Linked DNA regions of Homo sapiens: regions 2 and 3 are each linked to region 1. Evidence: chromatin contacts called from ENCODE Hi-C or POLR2A ChIA-PET data. All regions are on one chromosome and are shown on one strand. The core of a region is the stretch at or near the end of the contact, and the rest is flanking DNA. Distances in the headings are between cores, read along the strand shown. Region 1 holds the start of SOWAHC (sosondowah ankyrin repeat domain family member C). Region 2 holds the start of RANBP2 (RAN binding protein 2). Region 3 has its middle 42 kb from the start of EDAR.

Region 1 (3,138 bases), core at 258-2,757:
AGGCTTTGCGCCCTGGATCCTTGGCTTTGCCTCCGACCCACCCCTCAGCCGAGTGGTGATGGTGGTGATGGTCCCCTCCATCTTCTAGGGCGTGTGAGAGTTTGTAGGTGATGAGATGCGAGGGAAGCACCTTTGAAAGCCTCCAGCGCCCGCCGCCGCTACCCGCGGCGCTTTCCCCGTCACCCTCGTCCAGGGCTCCCACCAGGTTCTTGATCTCCTCGGCGATGCTCCGACTCAGGTACTGGGAGGCCTTTTTCCCACTGTAGTCCCTGATGTCCACATCGGCGTCGTAGGCCCCCACCAGCAGCTTCACCACCTCCACGTGGCCGTGCATGGCTGCCAAGTGCAGGGCGGTGTAACCCCCGCTCGTCCTGGCGTCGATGTTCACCGGCAGCTGGTGTTTGTTGGCGAAGTTGACTAGCATGGCCAGAAGCTCCTGCCTGCCGTGCTTGGCGGCCCAGTGCAGGCAAGTGAAGCCGGTAATGAAGTCCCGCTTGACCAGCAGGCCGGGCTCGCAGGTGAGCAAGCCCTCCAGGCTGTCCCACTTGCCATCGGAGGCAGAGAGCATCCACGCGTGCTCCAGGGGGTCCAGCGTCACGGAGCCTCCGCCGCTGCTCTCCTCCTCCGCGGACGACGAGGCCACCGATGCGCTGTCTGAGTCGCCCCCGCCTCTGCCGCGTCCTCCCCCGGAGGAGCTGCCCGGGCTGCTGCCCCCGGGACACACGCTCCTCTTCAGCTGCGGGGAGCTGCCCATCACCAGGTCACGGAGGTTCTGGCGGGCCGGCCTCTGTGCGGTAGCCCCCACAAGGGAGCTGCCCCTGTCCGCCTCCTCGCAGCCATGTGGCGGGAGCTCCAGGTCCTCGCTGGGCCCCGGGGCTGGAGTCCGCGGTAGGGGCTGCACGTCGCGCCGCGAGTTCTTCCTGCGAGCCCCGGCGCTCAGGGGCGGCCAGTGCGCGGGGGCGGGGGGCTCTCCCTCGCCCAGCTCGCGGCCCTGTCCAGGGAGCGACTCCGGGGCCGCCGCGTCGGGGAGCCGATCGCGCGCCTCGGGCCCGGCAGGGCCGTCGGGGGCCTCGGGCTCGGCGGTCACCTGGATTCGCGGCGGGTCCCCGGAGGGCTCGGACGGCCCTTCACAGAACCTCTTCTTGAGGTGCACGTACTTGGCGCCGTCGGCGGGATCGACGCGCACAGTGGCCACGGCGTTCACCAGCTCCTTGAAGTGCGCGCGGGCGCGGGCGCGCTGCTCCGGTTCGCCGCCTAGGGCGCCCCTGAAGTGCTGCACCAGCTCGGCGTGCAGGGCCCGGCCCCCGCGCTCCGCCAGGAAGCGCAGCACCGCCTCGGGGCCCAGCGCCGCCTCGGGGCCCCACTCTGCCGGCCCCTCCATCCTCGACCGCGCTGCTCCCCCGCCAGCGGGCGGCTCAGCGCGGTCCCATAGCGACGGGCTCCCAGCGGCCGGCTCCCGACGGCGGCGGAGTCTGGCGGGCTCAGCGGGCTGCCAGCCTACGCGTCTGAGGCCAGAGGACTCGGCCACCGCCTCACTGGGCCGCGCCCGGGCGGACACGCCCCCCGCACCCCCGCCCCGCGCCCACGCCACCAGGCCACGCCCACTTCCGCTCCCCGCTGTCTCGGCCACACCTACCTAGGGCGGCCTCGCCTCAAGGCCCGCCCACTTCCGGCCTCGCGAGGGCCGCAATCACTGCTCCGCAGTTCCCGCCTGCATTCCTCGCGCCGTCTTCCTGGAGTCCCAGCTCTCCTTCAGCCCGCCCCAACGCTGACGCTCAGTCCTCAGGCGTCGAGGGTAGCTCCTGTGAGGGGCTCGCTTGGCGCAGGCAAAACGCTCAGCGCGCACCACAGGGCGTCCGCCCCAACCCCGCCCCCGGAGGCCTCCAGCTCGGCCCCGCCCCTGTCCCTTCCCCGTCGCGGAGGCAGCCTAGCCTCGCGCCCCGCCCGTTGCTTCTGCCCTCCGGCCTTCCCGCCGCCGTCGCCGGGACCAGCCGCTCGGGGCCGGGCTGATACAGCCGCTTCACCGTGCCCCTGCCCGCGACCATGGCCTCCTCCGAGGTGGCGCGGCACCTGGTGAGTCCCGCCGACGCCGGGGCCCCAGCCCCGCGCTCCCCGGCCCCCGCGGGACTTCCCGCCCTCGACCCACCGGCCCCCTGGTCCGGCCCGGGATTGTGACCCGCGCCCCCTCCGGCCCCGCCCGCCCAGTGCTCCCCGGCTTCCGCGGCGGCCGGGCGCCTGGGGCGGGAGAGGAGCCTCTGCGGAGCCTGGGCGCGGCCGGACCCCGGTTCGCGGGGCGCGGCGCCAGCGTCGGGACGGTGGGAGAGTTCTTGAACGACTTCCCGGTCTTTGCCAAAAGTTACATCCACAGCGGTGTTTGTGGGTCTCTTACGGCTATAACGGAGTTGAAGGCGCAGTGCGGACTGATTGAATAGCGGTCATCTTTTGCAGCCGTGAGCACTTCCGAGCCTCCCTGCCGCCGGGAGAAAGCCCGGCTCCCCTGGCTTTTCAAAAGCTCTCCCGTTTTATCCGATGGTGTGGTCGTCCAAGTTTTCCTCCATTGGGATTTTAAACCGTTTTTTTCCCGCCTTGACTCTTTTGTACTCTAAAAGAACGCGTTTGTTCACTGTTTTGAACCTTTCCAGTTACTTTTGTAGATTTATCTCGCTTGTTAGTAAGCCAGCGGTTTTCCAAGTGTGGTTACAACTATTTTCGTTAATAGTACCAAGGTCGTGTACATCGAGTTTTCCAAAGGCTACATGGTATGGAGTGATCTCACCGCCGTTTGGAGGCCCGATGCCTGTGTATTCTTAAAAACAAATTCTCCCTTTTAATTTTTGATAGTAAACATTGGTGGTTTTCATCTGTGTAAACAAAAGCTCTTTGGAGGCTGGAGACCAAAAAGTTTGAGAACCACTCTACTAAGCAACCTCCTACATGAGAAGTTTAAATTGTAGAAACAGTTCAGATTGCAGGCTGAGAGATTAGAGGATCCGTCCAAAGTGACACCGTTGGTTTGTTTTATAGAACCTGGACAAAGATTTTTCTCCCTGATTCAGCCCAGGTCTCTTTTCATTCTATCGCGTATTTTTTAAAAATCTCAAATTTTCTGTCTGGACCCCCTTGTCTCAGTTGCTGTGT
Region 2 (3,138 bases), core at 384-2,883, 890 kb after region 1:
ATTATGCTACTATTATAATCATGGTCATCCGTGAGTTTCCGGGTTTTTTTTGTTTTTGTTTTTGTTTTTTTGGAGTCTCCCTCTGTCGCCCAGGCTGGAGTGCAGTAGCGCGATCTCGGCTCACTGGAACCTCCGCCTCCCGGGTTCAAGCGACTCTCCTGCCTCAGCCTCCCGGGTAGCTGGGACTACAGGCATGCGCCACCACGCCCGGCTAACTTTTTTTGTATTTTTAGTAGAGACGAGGTATCAACATGTTAGCCAGGCTGGTCACGAACTCCTGACCTCAGGCAATCCGCCCTCCTCGGCCTCCCAAAGTGGTGGGATTACAGGCGTGAGCCACTGCGCCCCGCCAATATCCTTTTAACATCAACAATAAAAAGTGACTTGTAGCTAACATTTAGTGCTATGTGTCAAGCAATACCCTAAATGTTTAAAATGGATCATCCTATCAAATTCTATTAATGTTACAACTCCATCTATGGATGAAAAGTGTAACTGGCCCCAAATACCCAGCTTATAAACGACAGTGCTGTGATTATTCAAGCCAAAGCAAACTGACTCAAGATTCTGCGCACATCCACCTTTAATAGCTTCTTCCGTCACTCTTTAGATCCAATTACTAAAGTCTTATTGAATCCAAAATAGATCACATTATTTACATGTAAAGAGGAAAAATACCCTTAAAACATTTGTGGAAAAGGTTAAAAATTGCAAGCCATACTAACGATTTGTAAGAACTTTAGAATTTTTTTTTTTTAAGCAAAGGCAGCTACCAAAGTGTTCCGGGCGGGGAGGGGGGCGAGGGAGGTGAGTATGAGGAGCGGAGTGGAGCTGGACCCTTACAAAGGGACAGCGACAAACACCTCATACTCAAAACAAGGGGACTTTCAGTGTCATTTGCGCCGTCGGGCCATTGCAAATGTCCGCGCTGAGATGCCTACCTTGTCACTCGACGCAGCCGCCAAAGCTCACCCGGAGCTGCGTCAGTCCCCACTGGGTTCCTCCAGGCCAAGGAGGTACGACCTCCGCCGCAGCATATAAAGTATATGTCCAGGAGATGGGAAGAAACCCGCCGATACAGCACCCGGGTGCCCAAGCCCCCGAGAACTAGGCCGCGCGGGTACTACGGGGTGCGCGATCGGCCAGAAAGCCCGGGCCAGGGCGGCCCCAGGAGCGAGCACCGTCGGGAACAAGCGTCGGGAACAAGCCGGGAGAAAGAGGAAGCGCCGGCGCCAAAGGTCTCCCGCCCACCGCTGTCCCCCCAGGACTCTTCATGCGCTTGCAAGCGCCACGCCGCCCACAGGACTGCGCCAGCCGGCCGGCGCCTCAACAGAGCGCGCCAGGGAGCAGCGCCCGTCGGGAGCCATGACGCCTGAGCAGCGCGAGGCCGCCGCCCGGCCAGGTCGAGGCCGTCGGTCTCTTCGAGACCCACTCACCTGTCGAGGCGACGGGGTGGAGCCCTGCACCGAGGCGATGTACCGCTCCACGTCAGCCTTGCTGCGCCTCATCGCGCCGCCAACCTGGCTCCCGAGGCGCGTGAGACCAGCGCTCAGGCCCGCAGCAGTCGCCACTTCCAAGAGGAAAGCGCCTGCAAACCAGTGACGCAGCGCCGTAGCCGGCGGAGGACCACTGTGACGAACTTGCGGCGCAGCCGGCGGAGGACCACTGTGACGAACTTGCGTACTGCGTCAGCAGTGTGCGCCACGTTGGCGACGTCGGCGCTCGAGCTGCACTCGGCCAGGCTCTTGGCAGCGCCGCGTGCTCTGAGGGTGTCTTGGCAAGCCGGGATCAGATTTCGGCCGCCAGTGTCCACAGCCTAGGGCGTAGATTTCCAGCAGATAACAATTTGCGTGATGGGCTCTTAAGCGTTTTGGTCACTTGTTCTAAATTATAAGTGCGCAATGCATTGGAAGAAAAAAAGCACTCAGGCCAATTTGGTGAACGTGTAAATTGGAACAAAGTTTCTGGAGATGACTGGTTAAATACGTTGCATCGGACATGTGTGAATACTAAAGCATACATTTTTAAATTCATATCTTATTAAATGAGGGCCAGGCGTGGTGGCTCACGCCTGTAATCCCAGCACTTTGAGAGGCCACGGCGGGCGGATCATGAGGTCAGGAAATCGAGACCATCCTGGCTAGCACAGGGAAACCCCATCTCTACCAAAAATACAAAAAATTAGCCGGCCGTGGTGTCGGACGCCTGTAGTCCCAGCTACTCCGGAGGCTAAGGCAGGAGAATCGCTTGAACCCGGGAGGCGGAGGTTGCAGTGAGCCGAGATTGCGCCGTCTGGGCGACAGAGGGAGACTCCGTCTGAATTTAAAAAAAAAAAAAAAGGGAGATTTAGAACTGCATAATGAAAAAGACCACAAATATTAAGTTTTGGACAATTACAATTTTTTAAACAGTCATCTCGGCGGGGGATTGGTTCCAGAACCACCGTCTTATGCCAAAATCCACGCATTCCGCCGGGCGCTGTGGTTCACGCCTGTAATCCCAGCACTTTGGGAGGCCGAGGCGGGCGGATCACCTGAGGTCAGGAGTTCGAAACCAGCCTGGCCAACATGGCGAAAGCCCATCTCTACTAAAAATACAAAAAATTACCTGGGCGTGGAGGTGGGCCCCTATAATCCCAGCTACTCGGGAGGCTGAGGCACGAGAATCGCTTGAAACTGAGAGGCGAGGGTTACAGTGAGCTGAGATCGCGCCACTGCACTCAAGCCTGGGCGAGAGTAAGACTTCCTAAAAAAAAAAAGAAGAAGAAGAAGTCCGCGCATTCTCAAATCCCGCAGTCAGTCCTGCGGGTGGAACACTTAGAGGAAAAGTCAGACCTCTCTATATGCAGGCCCCTCCAATACTGTATTTTCTGTCGGCTTATAAGCGGGCCCAGGCAGTTCAAACCCATGTTATTCAAGGGTCAACTGTGTATATAGGAATAGCCATTCGCCTGGCACAGTGGCTTAAGCTGGTAGCCCCAGCACTTTGGGAGGTCGAGGCGGGAGGATCCCTCGAGTCCAGGAGTTCCAGGTTACAATGAACTGTGATAGCGCCACTGCATTCCATCCTGGGCACCAGAGTGAGACCCTTGTCTCAAAAAAAAAAAAAAAAAGGAAAAGGAATAGCCCCCCCAAATCT
Region 3 (3,138 bases), core at 294-2,793, 580 kb after region 1:
CCACCCCACCCCATGGGGAGGGGAGAAAGCGCATGGATGGAGTGGGATGAAGAATGGAGAGTGAGGAGAAAGCCCTTCCATGGTGTAAAAGTCAGGGCATCCGCTGAAGCCTCTCACACATTCGACCGATGTCACCCCAAGGAGCAGTTTCACCAGACAGGGTGCTGAGTCTAGCACAGCATCTGTTTGCAGACGGTGCTTGAAAGGACTGAGGTTGGGTCCTGGAGTTCTAAAGTTCTAACCCTTTTCTTCTGTCTTATTTCACCTTCCTGCAAAACAAAGAGGGGGTGGGGAGGGACAAAAAAAATCGCTATGCAGAAGTTCACTCCGGAAAATGCCCTGAAATAAAATCAACAAGATTGATGTGCAGGCAGACAGGTAATAACTTTAGAAGTGAAAGAAATCTCCAAAGATCTATGACATTTTTAACAAAACAGGGGGAAGGTGGGCAGCGCTCAAAACTGCAGAGCGGTAATTACACCCACAGGAAGTCTCTAATGAACTTGAAAACAAAGCTCCGAAGAAAGGGAAAGAAGATAACTGCAGAGTTCTGTTTACGTAACCGTAGGGGGTTTGAACACCAAGAACTTACAGCTCCTGAAACGCGGTGAGGAAATGGGAGGGAGGGCAGCGAGCGTTCAGAGTTTTGGCAAAAGGTCAAAGAGAGTGAACGGATGTGGGGGGAGGGGAAGAAGGTGGCGGGGGGTGGGTGGTAGCGCTCACGGGACAAGAAATTGAGCAAACAGAAAAGCTTAGTTGCTGAAGAAAATACTTAGAGGAAGGAGGGTTCTCTTCGCTGGGGGCAAAGTGGGGCAGCTTTATCCCGCCTGTGGCCCGGAGGTAGGCGTTGGCGCAGGTCTCGCCGGCGCCCGCAGCGCGTCCAGGTTGCCACCGGCAGAGCCCGGCCCACGTGGCCGACGCTGAAGCGGCGCTCTCCGTTCCTCCAGCGGGCGCTTCCCGGCCGAGCTGCAGGGGGTGCACACAGCAGAACTTCACTGCGCCCTCCTCGCCGCACGTGGGGCCAGGCCGTGCGCTAGAGACCCGCGGACTCGGTGCAGCCCGGCGAGGCGGGCAGAGCCGACTGCTGGGTCTGAGCGCGCATCCCCTGCTGCTACTGATTGAAGCCCAGTCCCCGGTGCAACAGTAGTAAGAGGGGGCCTCCAGGGAAGTGATTCCGTCGTAAGGGGAACGGGGCTGATAACCTTATAAGAAGGCTGGAGGAAGCTGTTTCCTCCCTTCCGCTCCTTCTGCAGAGCGTTCCCGTCTCTACCCCACCCCTGCCACATCAGAGCCCCCATCTGTGCTGAGTCAGCCAGCACCCATCAAGAAGCCCCCATCTGTGAGGAACAGGCCCCCCTCACTGCTGACACCTTGATGGTGGACTTCCAGCCTCCAGCACGGTGAAAAGGAAATGGCTATTTATAAATTACTCTCTAAGGTGTTTTGTTGTAGCAGCAGGAATGGACTTAGGGACCCGGAGTTCTTACCATTGCCCAATCACAATACCCTTAGACTCCAGCATCTCCACACATGGCGTCCCCTCGTGGAGCGCTCCGTGTCTTACCATGAGTCAGTGAGACAAAAGGTGCAGATGACACTGATGGTGGTATACATGCACACTGTGTTAGTCTGTGTACTAGTTATGAGTATATATACCAATTATTAAACCATTTTACCAAGAAAATAAAGACTTGGGAGATGTTAAAAAACTGCCAAAGTCGGGTGTGGTGCACCTGTGGTCCCAGCTACTCTGGAGGCCGAGGCAGAAGGACTGCTTGAGCCCAGGAGTTCAAGACCAGCCTGGGCAACATAGTGAGACCTAGAAAACAAACAAACAACAACAACAACAACAAAAACTGTCAAGAGACAGAACCTGGATAAGAAGTGGGTTATATAAACCAAAGTGGTCCAAAAATTCAGATGCCTGAGGGGCCCCAAGCTGGTCCTAGGTACTCAGGAAAGTACAATTCTAGAAGGAGCCTTCTGCTTAACAGCCTGCTGGTCATCCTCAAAGAGGCCACCACTCCCCACTCCTTCTCAGGGAGCCTCATCCCATCAGACAGTGAGGCCCATTCTTTCATTCATTCAGGTCATATTTACTGTCTATCCAGAATGCACCAGGCACTGTGCTAGGTGCTACTATACACATTATCACATTTGGCAGGGTATGGCACACCTCTTCATTTAAAAATAACCTTTCCAATGACATTAACAATGGGCTTTACTTACGTGAAATTCACTTAAAATAGAATTCTAAGGAATTTTACGTAGCATACCATAATTTGGCTAGAGGAGAAGGCTGGGTCTTCAGTGGGAAAATGTTGAAGGTAAAGCACTTGAGCGCATGGCCTGCTGGGGAGAGTGCTGAGCCAGCTGGCTGTGCAGGGGAGGATTGAGGAAAAGGCTGAAAATGAAGGCTGAGGATCAGTTTCATGAGCTCTCGAATCCAGGTTGATTTGAAACTGTTCTTTGCATAGGCAGAACATTCTGAGGTAGCAAACAAAAGTTAGAGTCAAAGAATTCTTTCTAAAGAATGATGTCAAGGAGGCAGTAAATCTAAGACTCACCCACACACTCGAACTGGCACTCAGTAAATGCTTACTGAATGAATGAATCAATCAATCCATCAATACAGAGATAGCAACCAGGATCCTTGTCAAGTCAAGAGGGTTATTAGTATAGTATTTCTTTAAAATAAACAGCCTTATCTGTGAGCAAAATAAGAGGCTGCCCCTGAAGGCTAAGGATGTCTGCATCCATTTGAGAGAAACAGCCTTTCATTGTGCAATGATTAGGCTTAAGTTGCTGGCAAGGCTGGAGACAAGGATAGAGATGAAAGGCTGGATGATGGCTGCCGGGGGGCCCTGTCCTGCAGCTGTTCCAGCCAGGAAAGGAGAGGGGAACAGAGGAGACAGCACAGGCAGCAGGCAGGCATCCCAGGCCGAGGAAGGAGGGAGGGCTCCCCAGGGTCACCCTGCTCTACTTTTGGAGCCTGATGCTGTAAAGTTTGCCCGGCAGGGACACACATGCTGCAGAATCTCCTCTTTCCCCTCATTGAGAGGACCAGGTTTTCCCTTGGAAACGGACAGACACACACTGAGCTGCTGCTTCCCAGGAGGGCTGAGGCACCCTTCAATA

Evidence for each region. A loop is a pair of places that touch in the nucleus more often than their neighbours do. ChIA-PET counts read pairs that join two places held with the same protein, here RNA polymerase II (POLR2A). Pooled maps may share reads with other maps.
Region 2: a loop to region 1 is called in a map of CD4-positive, alpha-beta T cell, with 4 times the contacts of the local background. The contact joins the promoter of RANBP2 here to the promoter of SOWAHC in region 1. A Hi-C loop is called at or near these places in 1 of 168 maps with a recorded cell type or tissue (CD4-positive, alpha-beta T cell) and 8 of 50 pooled maps. POLR2A ChIA-PET finds 5 or more read pairs at or near these places in 1 of 52 experiments (GM10248).
Region 3: a loop to region 1 is called in a map of naive thymus-derived CD4-positive, alpha-beta T cell, with 5 times the contacts of the local background. The contact joins the enhancer-like site here to the promoter of SOWAHC in region 1. A Hi-C loop is called at or near these places in 1 of 168 maps with a recorded cell type or tissue (naive thymus-derived CD4-positive, alpha-beta T cell) and 7 of 50 pooled maps. POLR2A ChIA-PET finds 5 or more read pairs at or near these places in 3 of 52 experiments (A549, CD4-positive, alpha-beta T cell and WTC11).

The regions. Positions count from the first base shown.
Region 1 is chr2:109,612,733-109,615,870 of GRCh38, reverse strand. SOWAHC (sosondowah ankyrin repeat domain family member C) reads right to left here and starts at 1,507. Exons shown (of 1, transcript NM_023016.4): 1 at 1-1,507. The coding sequence starts at 1,381. It overlaps SEPTIN10 (septin 10), which reads left to right and starts at 1,905. Exons shown (of 11, transcript NM_144710.5): 1 at 1,905-2,073. The coding sequence starts at 2,044. It also overlaps a transcript of RANBP2 not described here. RefSeq lists silencers at 1,454-1,623, 1,884-2,133, 2,164-2,253 and an enhancer at 2,106-3,015.
Region 2 is chr2:108,717,977-108,721,114 of GRCh38, reverse strand. It overlaps RANBP2 (RAN binding protein 2), which reads right to left and starts at 1,633. Exons shown (of 29, transcript NM_006267.5): 1 at 1,437-1,633. The coding sequence starts at 1,508. RefSeq lists enhancers at 1,407-1,466, 1,547-1,736, 830-1,759, 1,760-2,690.
Region 3 is chr2:109,029,461-109,032,598 of GRCh38, reverse strand. It overlaps a transcript of RANBP2 not described here. Among named protein-coding and RNA genes, the nearest start is that of EDAR, 42 kb to the right of the region's middle. Within about 2 kb of position 1,543, at least 9 of the 41 ENCODE cell types and tissues checked have a DNase peak (open chromatin) inside an H3K27ac peak, as active enhancers do; they include CD4-positive, alpha-beta T cell, where a contact is called at or near this core.